2 separate regions of the Homo sapiens genome follow, and region 2 is linked to region 1. The links are chromatin contacts, found by Hi-C or POLR2A ChIA-PET in ENCODE. All regions are on one chromosome and are shown on one strand. Each heading gives the region's core, a stretch centred on a gene start or an enhancer-like site at or near the end of the contact. The rest is flanking DNA. Distances are from core to core; before and after follow the strand shown. Region 1 overlaps NACC1 (nucleus accumbens associated 1). Region 2 overlaps CACNA1A (calcium voltage-gated channel subunit alpha1 A).

The links. A loop is a pair of places that touch in the nucleus more often than their neighbours do. ChIA-PET counts read pairs that join two places held with the same protein, here RNA polymerase II (POLR2A). Pooled maps may share reads with other maps.
Region 2: POLR2A ChIA-PET joins it to region 1 with 10 read pairs in activated CD4-positive, alpha-beta T cell. The contact joins two enhancer-like sites. A Hi-C loop is called at or near these places in 5 of 50 pooled maps. POLR2A ChIA-PET finds 5 or more read pairs at or near these places in 10 of 52 experiments (B cell, CD4-positive, alpha-beta memory T cell, CD8-positive, alpha-beta memory T cell and 7 more).

Annotation. Positions count from the first base shown.
Region 1 is chr19:13,129,599-13,135,676 of GRCh38, reverse strand. It overlaps NACC1 (nucleus accumbens associated 1), which reads right to left. Exons shown (of 6, transcript NM_052876.4): 2 at 1-477. The coding sequence starts at 469. Among named protein-coding and RNA genes, the nearest start is that of NACC1, 14 kb to the right of the region's middle. Within about 2 kb of position 3,001, at least 2 of the 41 ENCODE cell types and tissues checked have a DNase peak (open chromatin) inside an H3K27ac peak, as active enhancers do.
Region 2 is chr19:13,214,438-13,220,515 of GRCh38, reverse strand. It overlaps CACNA1A (calcium voltage-gated channel subunit alpha1 A), which reads left to right. Exons shown (of 47, transcript NM_001127222.2): 39 at 5,908-6,015. Among named protein-coding and RNA genes, the nearest start is that of IER2, 67 kb to the right of the region's middle. RefSeq lists enhancers at 4,295-4,664, 4,785-4,834 and a silencer at 4,715-4,915. Within about 2 kb of position 4,820, at least 5 of the 41 ENCODE cell types and tissues checked have a DNase peak (open chromatin) inside an H3K27ac peak, as active enhancers do.

The sequences.
Region 1 (6,078 bases), core at 1,752-4,251:
TACAGGCTGGCCAGCCCGATGTCTGCGCCACGGGGCTCTGGGGCTCCGACGATGGGGCCTCCTCCGCATGCAGGCCCTGGGAGTCGCAGCTCGGGGAGCTCACCTTGAGGAAGAACTCGGTGCCCTTCTCCATGATCTCCTGGATCTGCAGGAAGCCAGCCGTGTACATGAGCAGGAACTGGTCGCCCACGTTCATGCTCAGCCGGCCCGTGTAGCAGAAGCTGAGGATCTGCTGGAAAGACTGGGGCTGCACAGCCGCCGGCAGCTCCACCACGGCGCTGCGGCTGTTGTTGAACAGGTCCCGGAAGTAGGAGCTGCTGGCAGCAAGCACGGCCCGGTGGGCCTTGAAGGCATGGCCCTTGACCACCACTGACACGTCACAGTACAGGCCCTGCAGCCGCTGTTCATTGAGGCACTCCAGGATGCTGTTGCCGAAGTTCGGGATCTCCATCTGCAGTGTCTGGGCCATGGCAGCGGCTGCACGAGGGGCAGGGAGGAATGGAGAGACAGAGACGGAGGGACGGGGTCAGGCGGCAAATGTGGGTGCTGGCCTAGCCCTGGCCCCAAAGACCTCCCCTGCTGGAGGGACATCCGCACGATGGAATCTACCATGGTGCTAAACCACACAGAGCCCTCTACCCTATCTGTCCTGGTACAGACTCACTTTTACAATATGTGGTCAAATCTGCTAAGCTAGCTGCAGACCAGGGTGGCCACACGCTATCCCTTGCAAAGAGGAGGGGGCAAAGGCATACTTATTCATATGTACTTGAAGAGTAACTGAATATGCTTAAGTGCTCGGAAGAGTGGCTAGGACACAGTGTGCTACCTCTGAGTGCCAGCTATTGCAAGCACCAGGTACATATATGGTATCTCTTCAGGGTACTGGCATGGAAATGCCAGAAAGGCAGGGTCATCTGACTGTGCAGCAGAGTCTGCAGTGCTGGGCACATGCCCTTCAATCACTGTTTGTATAATGACTAAATGACCACTCAAGAAATTACATGAGGTCAGGCGCAGTGGCTCACTCATGTAATCTCAGCACTTTGGGAGGCTGAGGCAGGCGGATCACTTGAGGCCAGGAGTTCGAGACCAGCTTGGCCAACGTGGCAAAACCCTGTCTACCAAAAATACAAAAATTAGCCAGGTAAGGTGGTGTGGGTATGTAGTCCCAGCTACTAGGGAGGCTGAAGCCAGATAATTACTTGAACCCAGGAGACAGAGGTTGCAGTGAGCCGAGATTGTGGCACTGCACTTCAGCCTGGGGCATAGAGTAAGACTGTCTCAAAAAAAAAAAAGGAAAAAGAAATTGCATGAGGCTGGGTGCAGTGGCTCATGCCTGTAATCCCAGCACTTTGGGAGGGCAAGGCGTGTGGATCACTTGAGCCTAGGAGATTGAGACCAGCCTGGGCAGCATGGTGAAACCCTGCCTCTTACGAAAAATACAAAAATTACCCCGGCATGGTGGAGCACACCTGTGGTCCCAGCTACTAGGGAGGGTGTGGTGGGGGGTGGATCTGTTGTTGAGCCCAGGTCAAGGCTGCAGTGAGCTGTGATTGCGCCACTATACTCCAGCCTGGGATACAGACAGAGACACTGTCTCAAAAATAAATAAATAAATAAATAACTTACATGAAAACATCTCTAGTCATCAGGGAAATTAGAAGAAAACATCATCAGGGAAATGCAAATCCTAACCACAATGAGACACCATCTCACACCCACTAGGATGGCTGGAATCAAAAAAGTTGGTGAGGATGAGAAATCCAGAACCCATTTCCACTGCTTGTGGGAATGTCAAATGGCACAGCCACCATGGAGAACAGTCTGACGGTTCCTCAAACGGTTAAAGAGAGTTACCATATGACCCAGCGATTCCACTCCTGGAATTTATGCCCAGGAAAAACGAAAACATTTGCCTGCATTGAAAACCTGTAAACAAACGTTCACAGCAGCATTATTCACAATAGCCCAAAGGTGGAAACAATCCAAACGTCCATCTGCGGATGGATGGGCCAACTAAACATGGTCAGTCCATACAATGGGATATTATTCAGCTATAAAAAGAAAGGAAATTCTGACACATGCTACAACATGGATGTCCCTGGAAAAGATTATTCCAACAGAAAGAGGCCAAACAAAAGGACCACAGATTGTATGATCCATTTATAGGAAATGTCCAGGACAGGCAAATCCACGCAGACAGGAGGCAGATTAGTGGTTGCCAGGGGCTGGGAGGCGGGGAGAATGGGGGTGTGGTGAGGGAAAGCAAAGGGAAGGCAAAGGTGTGTGGGGTTTATTCTTTTTTCTTTTTTTTTTTTGAGATGGAGTCTCACTCTGTCGCCCAGGCTGGAGTGCTGGGATTCCAGGTGTGAGCTATCACGCCCGGCCTCCTCTGTAATTCTATAGGGTCTCTAGAGGGCAGTGGTCCTAACTGGGCAGAGTGCGAGTGAGAAGGCTTCCCTGAGTAAGGCAGATCTTTCCAGACACTCCAGCTGGCCAGCAGGAGAAAGTAACAAGTACATGCAAAGGCCCTGGTGCAGGAATGCACACCTTCCCTCCCTTCCAGTTAGCTCTCAAGCACCTTCCATGTTTCATTAGCAACTCCACTCAGATCTGCCTCCCTGGGCTGGGCACTGAGAATACAGTGGCCACTCTCCTCCTAATCTGGTAACACCCGTTCCGTCTGAAAGGGCTGCTGTGAGGAATAGAAACGGCAAGTGTTCAAAGGCTCAGAGGTACAACCTAAGGTTGAGTCCTGGCTCCAGCACCGACCTGCTCCTCTGACCAGGAGCTCCAAATCTCTGCTTTCTCCATTTGGAAATCGAGGCTGAGGAGGTCAACCTGATTCTACAAACTCAACCTACACTTATTGTTACTGAATGATCATTCAAGAAATTACACGGAAACATTACTAGTCATCAGGGAAATGTGAATCCTAACCACAGTGAGATACCATCTCACTTACTGAGCTGCTACCCTGGCAGGCCACAAGCAAGACACAGGCCCTGCCCCTTACAACACCCAGGCGAATGGAGGAACCAACTCACAACTTCTATGAGCTCCCCGAATCCTCTTAGCAAGACTTCAGGGCTGGTTTCATACTCCCCTTGCAAAGCTGGAAAAACTGAGGTCATGTGGAAATTGAGGACTGTCCTGAGGTCATCTAAAAATTCATTCACCAGGTTCAAAATTCAAAAGATATGTCCTGAAGGGCGGGATGACTCAAGCCTGTAATCCCAGCACTTTTTTTTTTTTTTTTTTTTTTAAGACAGAGTCTTGCTCTGTTACCCAGGCTGGAGTGCAGTGGTGCCATCTCGGCTCACTGCAACCTCCGCCTCCCAGGGTCAAGTGATTCTCAGCCTCCTGAGTAGCTGGGCCTACAGGCGTGTGCCACCATGTCCGGCTAATTTTTGTACTTGTAGTAGAGATGCGGTTTCACCACATAGGCCAGGCTGGTCTTGAACTACTGACCTCAAATGATCCACCTGCCTTGGCCTCCCAAAGTGTAGGATTACAGGCATGAGCCACCACACCTGGCCAATCCCAGCACTTTGGGAGGCCGAGTCAGGTGGATCACCTGAGGTCGGGAGTTCGAGACCAGCCTGGCAAACACGGTGAAACTCCATCTTTATTAAAAATACAAAAATTAGCTGGGTGTGGTGGCCGGTGCCTGTAATCCCAGCTACTCGGGAGGCTGAGGCAGGAGAATCACTTGAACCCGGGAGGGTGGAGGTTGCAGTGAGTCAAGATTGTGCCATTGCACTCTAGCCTGGGCAACAGAGTGAGACTATGTCTCAAAACAAAAACAAACAAAAAAACCCAAGATATGTCCTGAGCTATCTGCTGCCCCTACCACTTACATGCAAAAAGTGGTAAGGCCAAGATTCAAACCAGGGTCTGCCTAGGCACCACAGCCTGTGACTTCCCTTGCTTGTATCTTCCTTCCTCTTCCCCTCCTCAAAATCACTGCCACCATCCTACGAAAACACAAACAAAACAAAACAAAACCCCAAAACCTCCTTAGGGCAATCAGAGGGTGGAGGCTGGATCTAGGAATCCCAGTTACAAGGCAACAAAAATCTCCGCCCAGGAGCTCAAACTCAGAGCTGAATGGGCCAGGAGCTGGCCACTCTGCATGAAGAGGCAGGAGAAACAGGCACCATGTTGGGGGGCAAAGGACAGAGCCCAGAGAGCCTACTTCAGGGGTCCTGGCAGCCCTGAACCACCTCCCTGGGCAGCCAAATTAAAGCCACCCCTGGTACTGGGGCCCACATGACAAGGACCAAGATGGTCAAGGGAAGAGGCTGGCATCCCAGTTCCTAGAGGGGTGCTCCAAGCTCATTCCCCAGGGAGGAGGACAAAGCCAGGACAGGTGTGCAGTGCTGCCAAAATCCTGCACCTGCCTGTGCCTCAGTTTATTCATCTGTAAAATGGGCTGTTCATCCAACCCATCCTGATGAACTGCATCCTCCTTTGTGGGAGGTGCTGGGGACACAGCCCTAAAAGGACCAGCTGTGCTTATGTGGAGCTGTCTAGTGAGGAGACACCGGGGATGATTTAATTACAGTTGGGGTGGGTATGTCAACCAAGCAGATGGCCTTGGTGGTAGGGACCATAAAAGGTTGAGCAACTGCCAGGACAGAGATAACACTTCTGGGCGGGAAGGTATCAGGTGTGGTCCAGGGACCCAAAGAAAGCTGGTGTAGCTGAAGGGCGATGTAGCAGGGACAGGGCTGCCAGGAAGGGTATGGGACAGGTGGGGTCCTGGCCTACAGAGTGTGGACATCTTTGAAAGTGAGCCCCAGGGTCAGGGCAGCATTTTAAGAGTTATATGTACAGGCCAGGCGCGGTGGCTCACGCCTGTAATCCCAGCACATTGGGAGGCTGAGGCGGGCAGATCACCTGAGGTCAGGAGGTCAAGACCAGCTTGGCCAACATGGTGAAACCCCGTCTCTACTAAAAATACAAAAATTAGCCGGGTGTGGTGGTGCACATCTGTAGTTCCAGCTACTCAGGAGGCTGAGGCACGAGAATCACTTGAACTTGGGAGGTGGAGGTTGCAGTGAGCTGAGATCGAGTCACTACACTCCAGCCTGGGCAACAGAGTGATACTCCATCTCAAAAAAAAAAAAAAAAAAGAAAAGAAAAAAGAGGTGTATGTACAGTTAACCCCTCCAAGGGCACTGTCAGCTCAATGAAGGCAAACATTCTGGCTGGTTTTATTCAAGATTAGTTCTTTAGAATGAAATAGATGCTCAGTAAATATTTGTAAATGTGTTAAAGAACAGTGCAGAGAGGCTGGGCACGGTGGCTCACGCCTGTAATCACAGCACTCTGAGAGGCAGAAGCAGGAGGAGCCCCTGAAGCCAGGGGTTCAAGACCAGTCTGGGCAACATAGTGAGACCCCTATCTCTACAAAAAATTTTAAAATTAGTGGGGCTTGGTGGCTTGCACCTGTAGTCCCAGCTACTTGGGAGGCTCAGGTGGGAGGATCACTTGAGCCAAAAAGTTAGAGGCTGCAGTGAGTGATGATTGTGCCACTATATTTCAGCCTGGGTCATAGAGCGAGACCCTGTCTCTAAAACAAAAAAAGCAAAAACAAAAAACCACATCCCCCGACCCCACTACCCCACCAAAACCAACCAACCAACCAGCCAACCAAACAAACAAACAAAACAGTGCAGAACGGGCACAGGACTGCTTCAAGGTGACCTTACCAAGCACCCAGCACCGGCCACAGGTAATTTTTTTTTTTTTAAAGACAGGGTCTCACTATGTTGTCCAGGCTGGTCTTGAACCCCCCCATTTGGCAATGGAGACTGAAAGGTTACGGGGATAATAGGAGGCAACAGAGATGTGGGGGTTGGGAAGGTGGCCCAGGTCCCCTCCTGAGAATGAGAGCCAACCTGATGCTCAGACTGAGGTCCCCCATACCTTGTGAACCTCAGCTTCAGAGCCCAGCACCACAGCACCCAGGGCTTTGGAGCCTTTGATTAGCAATTGGTCCAAATAGCTCAGCCAATTAGCGCACGGGAGCTCTCCCTCCCTCCATGCTGCTGGGGACGAGCGGAGTGG
Region 2 (6,078 bases), core at 3,571-6,070, 83 kb before region 1:
GTTCATTCAGGTGTTGGCAGAATTGAAGTCCTTGTGGCTGTAGGACTGAGGTCTTGTTTTATCACTGGCTTTTTAGCTTTTTGCTCCTGGAAGTGCATGTAATCCTCCATGTGCTCTCATTCTCTCTGACTTCCCCATCTGCCACCCAGCAGAGACAATACTGTGCTTTTCAAGGGCTCACCTGATTGGGGCAGGCCTACCCTGATCATCTCTGTATTTTGAGGTCAGCTGACTTGATATTTTTTTTTTTTCTTGAGACAGAATTTCACTCTTGTTGCCAAGGCTGGAGTATAATAGTGTGATCTCAGTTCACTGCAATCTCCGCCTCCCAGGTTCAAGCAATTCTCCTGCCTCAGCCTCCTGAGTAGCTGAGATTACAGGTGCCCACCACCACGCCCAGCTAAATTTTTTTGTATTTTTAGTAGAGATGGGGTTTCACAAGGTTGGCCAGGCTGGTTTTGAACTCCTGACCTCAGGTGATCCACCCGCCTCAGCCTCCCAAAGTGCTGGGATTACAGGAGTGAGCCACCATGCCCAGCATTTTCTTTCTTTTTTTTTTTTTTTTTGAAACGGAGTCTTGTTCTGTCACCCAGGCTGGAGTGCAGTGGCGCAATCTCGGCTCACTGCAACCTCCATCTCCCGGGTTCAAGTGATTCTGCCTCAGCCTCCCAAGTAGGTGGGACTACAGATGCGTGCCACCACGCCCGGATAATTTTTTGTATTTTTAGTAGAAACGGGGTTTCACCATGATAGCAGGATGGTCTCGATCTCCCAACCTCGTGATCTGCCCACCTCGGCCTCCCAAAGTGCTGGGATTACAGGCGTGAGCCACCGCACCGGGCCTCCGGTATTTTAATTATATCTGCAAAGTCCCTTCATAGCCTGGGCAATGGTCCCTAGATTAGTGTTTGAATAAACAGAATCTTGGCAGAAGGGCAGCTTTTGAATTCTGCCTACCACAGTTCCTTCGTTTGTACAACGGGTCTAACAACACCCCCACTCTTTGTATGTAATGCCATCGTAACTCAGCTTCTGTGGCACTCTGAGAATCTGTGTTCAGGGGTCCCAAAACCACCCACAGGTTCAGTGATTCCCTGGAAGAACTCAGAACTGAGAAAAGTTTTTATACTCACAGTTTATTACAGTGAAAGAATATAGATTAAAATCTGCAAAGGGCCGGGCACGGTGGCTCACGCCTGTAATCCCAGCACTTTGGGAGGGCGAGGTAGGCAGATCACTTGAGGTCACGAGTTCAAGACCAGCCTGACCAACATGGTGAAACCCTGTCTCTACTAAAAATACAAAAATTAGCCAGGCGTGGTGGCTGGCGCCAGTAATCCCAGCTACTTGGAAGGCTAAGGTAGGAGAATCACTTGAGCCCAGGAGGCAGAGGTTGCAGTGAGCCGAGATCCCGCCACTTCACTCCAGGCTGGACAGAGTGAGACTCTATTAGAAAAAAAAAAAAAAAAAAAATCTGCAAAGGGCCTGGCATGGTGGCTTACGCCTGTAATCCTGGCACTTTGGGAGGGCAAGGCGGGCAGATCACTTGAGGTCACAAGTTTGAGACCAGCCTGGCCAACATGGCGAAACCCCGTCTCTACCAAAAATACAAAAATTAGGCATGGTGCCAGACCCCTGTAATCCCAACTACTCAGGAGGCTGAGGCAGGAGAATCGCTTGACCCTGGGAGGCAGAGGTTGCAGTGAGCTGAGACTGTGCCATTGCACTCCAGCCTGTGTGACAAGATCAAAACTCTGTCCAAAAAGAAAATTAGCCAGGTGTGGTGGCATACACCTGTAGTCCCAGCTACTCCAGAGGCTGAGGCACAAGAATCCTTTCAACCCAGGAGATAGAGCTACATTAAGCCAAGATCACGCCACTGCACTCCAGCCTGGGCAACAGAGCAAGACTCTGTCTCAAACAAACAAACAAATTCCAAAAACATAAAATGCGCAAAGGAAGGGCATCTGGGGAAGGGTCCAGGAGACACCAGGTGCGAGCTTCCAGTTGTCTGCCTCCAGTGGAGTTGCACAGACAACGCTTAATTCTCCCTGCAGTGTGTGACAACACGCACCGTGTACTGCCAACCAGGGAAGCTCACCTGAGCCTTGGTGCCCCAGGGTTTTTATTGAGGGTTTGTCATATAGGCAGGGCTGACGTAGTTACTCAGTCTCCAGTCCCTCCAGAGGTCAAACTGATACCACGTGGCCCAAGACCCCAACGATAAATCGCATTGTTAGAATGAACTGTATGGAAAATTATCCAGGCGTGGCGGCGGGCGGCTGTAATCCCAGCTACTGGGGAAGCTGAGGCAGGAGAATCACTTGAAACTAGGAGGCCGAGGTTGCAGTGAGCCAAGATCGCACCATTGCACTCCAGCCTGGGCAATAGAGCAAAAACACCATCTCAAAATAAATAAATAAATAGAATGAACTGTATTGGCCGGGTACAGTGACTCATGCCTATAATCCCAGCACTTTGGGAGGCTGAGGCTGGAGGATCGTTTGAGGCCAGGAGTTCGAGACCAGCCTAGGCAACATAGTGAGACCCTATCTCTTTTTTTTAAAAAAAAAAAAAAAAAAAAAAAAGAATGAACTATACAGTGTGGCCCAAGGCCCCCTGCTAAATAAAGACACTCTTCAGGCAGGACATTTCAAAGGCTTAGAGATCACCTCCCAGGAGCAAGTCAATGGGCCAGTCCTTTCATCGGAATGTGCAGGGTTTGGACAACACTAGCCTACTGAGCTAGTCCTTACTGCTTAGCACCCCAGCTTCTATGACACCTACTGGATTCCCTTCCTGAGGGTTTCAAAGACTCCTGGAGATGTCTCTGAATTTGGCTGTCACAGTTGTTACTTGTACCCCAGATGCCACTCAGTTCCCTGAAGACAATGATCCCCCAGATTTCTCAGCCAGGAGCCCCTCCACCTCTTGTCCTCAGTGGGTGCCAGGCCTCATCCTGGAGTTCCACAGCTGAGCCAGGCTCTCGGGGTTACGGAAGGTCAAGAGGGTGTGGGGACAACAATGGAAGAGTGATAACAGTGGCAGCCCTTTGAGCAGATGCGGGTCTCAGGAGAACATAACGCGCTTTCTTTTCATAGTTCAGCTCACTTTCTAAGCACACTGAGCTTCCTTTCCAGCAGGCTAAGGGGCTGCAAAGGGGGTACAGATTAACCTCATTCTTCAGATTCTCAAAAATGGTGTCACCATTCATTGCTGGAGACTGGGAGAAAGGGGGCAAGTCCATCTCATTCTCTCTGTCTCTGTCTCTCTCTCTCTCTTCCCTGTCCATCTGTTTCTCTCTCCCACCCACCCCTCTGTTCTCTCTGCCCAGAAGAATCTCTATTTTGGTTTTGGTTTTGTTTGTTTTGTATTGTTTTGAGACGGAGTCTCGTTCTGTCGCCCAGGCTGGAGTGCAGTGGCGCAGTCTCAACTCACCACTGCAGCCTCCACCTCCCAGGTTCAAGCGATTCTCATGCCTCAGCCTCCCGAGTAGTTGGGATTACAGGCGCACGCCACCACGCCCAGCTAATTTTTGCATTTTTACTAGAGACTGGTTTCACCATGTTGACCAGGCTGGACCCTATCCTCTTTCAAGCCCCCCACCCCAGGCATTGAGGGCAGAGCCAACTACCTGCCTGAACCAATTAGCATATTAAACGTAAACCCAGTTAGCATATCCAAATAGCAGCCCACAGTGACATTCTGACTGTCAGAATGTGGATTGCTTGAGCCCAGGAGCTCAAGGCTTCGGTGAACAAAGATTGTGCCACAGCCTGGGCAACAGAGTAAGTCCCTGTCGATCGATAGATAGATGATAGATAGATAGATAGATAGATAGATAGATAGATAGATAGATAGATAGATAAATTTTTAAAAAAAATAATAGGCCAGGCACAGTGGCTCATGCCTGTAATCCCAGCACTTTGGGAGGCCGAGGCAGGCAGATCACCTGAGGTCAGGAGTTCGAGACCAGCCTGGCCAACATGGTGAAACCCTGTCTCTACAAAAATATAAAAATAGCCAGGCAGATGTCTGTAATCCCAGCTACTCAGGAGGCTGAGGTAGGAGAATCGCTTGAACTCTGAAGGTGGAGGTTGCAGTGAGCCGAGATCATGCCATTGCACTCCAGCCTGAGTGACAGAGCGAGACTCCATCTCAAAAATAATAACAATAATAAAAATAATAATAAATGCTCTGGCCCCAAAGTGGCACATTACATGGTGCACACCCCATTAGCAAGGACTCATCACATGGCCCTGCCAACCACAGGAGGAACCCCCCCATGTACTCAGGTAGGAGGGCCAGGAAACACCGTCAGAGAGCTTTAATGACTCACCCCATGACTGGGGTGAGGGACGAGGGACTGGCTGCAGGCCAAGGGCATGTCCGTGGCAGTGGAGACTTGGGAAAGGGGAAAAGACCTCCTCTGAGCCACGCACAGTGGCTTTCATCTGTAATTCCAGCACTTTGGGAGGCTGAGGTGGGAGGATCTTGAGCCCAGGAGGTCGAGACTGCAGTGAGCTATGTTTGTGCCACGGCACTCTAGCCTGGGCGACAGAGCAAAACCCTGTCTCAAAAATCAAAATAAAACCAAAACCAAAACTTCCTCTGTTGGGGATGCTCCAGGGCGTCCCAGCCTTGAACAGATGGGTCACTGCAGTAATAATCCTATGGCAGACACTGTCCCAAGGCTGCACGCACGTTACTTTGATCATCAAACAACCAGGTGATAGCCAGGCATGGTGGTGCGTGCCTGTAGTCCCAGCTACTCAGGAAGCTGAAGCGGGAGAATCTCTTGAACCTGGGAGGCGGAGGTAACAGTGAGTCGAGATCACATGACTGCACTTCAGCCTGGGAACAGAGAGAGACTCTGTCAAAAAAAAAAAAAAAACAGGCCAGACGCGGTGGCTCACGCATGTAATCGCCAGCACTTTGGGAGGCTGAGGAGGGTGGATCACCTGAGGTCAGGAGTTTGAGACCAGCCTGGCCAACATGGTGAAACCCCGTCTCTACTAAAAATACAAAATTAGTTGGGCGTGGTGGTGCACACCTGTAATCCCAGCTACTCGGGAGGCTGAGGCAGGAGAATCGCTTGAACCCAGGAGGCAGAGGTTGCAGTGAGCTGAGATTGCACCATTGCACTCCAGCCTGGGCAACAAGAGTGAAACTCCATCTCAAAAAAAAAACAAAAAAAAAACAACCAGCCAGGCGCGGTGGCTTACGCCTGTAATCCCAGCACTTTGGGAGGCCGAGGCGTGTGGATCACCCGAGGTTAGGAGTTCGAGACCAGCTTGACCAACATGGTGAAACTCCGTCTCTACTAAAAATACAAAAAATTAGCCAGGCATGGTGGTGCATGTCTGTAATCCCAGCTACTCGGGAAGCTGAGACAGGAGAATTGCTTGAACCCAGGAGTCGGAGGTTGCAGTGAGCCAAGCTCGTGCCACTGCACTCCAGCCTGGGCAACAGAGCAAGACTCTGTCTAAAAAAAAAAAAAAAACACACACACACACACACAACAACCAGGTGAGGCAAGTACTCTTGCTATCATCTCCATTTCACAGATGGAGAAACTGAGTTACTAAGTGGTAGAGTAACCTAAGTCATGCAGCCGATAACTGGGAGACAAGATTGGGACCCAGGTCGCCCAGCTGTTCTCCATGCCGGGCTGTCTCCTGCACAGCTGCTCCATGGTCCTGGCCCCACCGAAAACCAGAGCCCACAAGGTCATTCCAGCAGCACTGCCCAGGGCCTCCTCTGGGCCAGGCCGTTGGGGAACTGGAGACCCCATGGGGACCAGAAAGATTGGGGTCTCGTTCTCGGGAGCCTATGGCTTTGCAGCTGACCCAGAGTCCAGCTGACACCCAGGCAGGCAGTCAGGGTCTGTCTACACCCCCATTGCAGGAGGAGCCGACAAACAGCAGATGGACGCTGAGCTGCGGAAGGAGATGATGGCGATTTGGCCCAATCTGTCCCAGAAGACGCTAGACCTGCTGGTCACACCTCACAAGTGTAAGAGCTGAGCCCAGCCCTGGGATCCAATCCACCAGGACAGATGGAGGGGGAGGGAAAGGG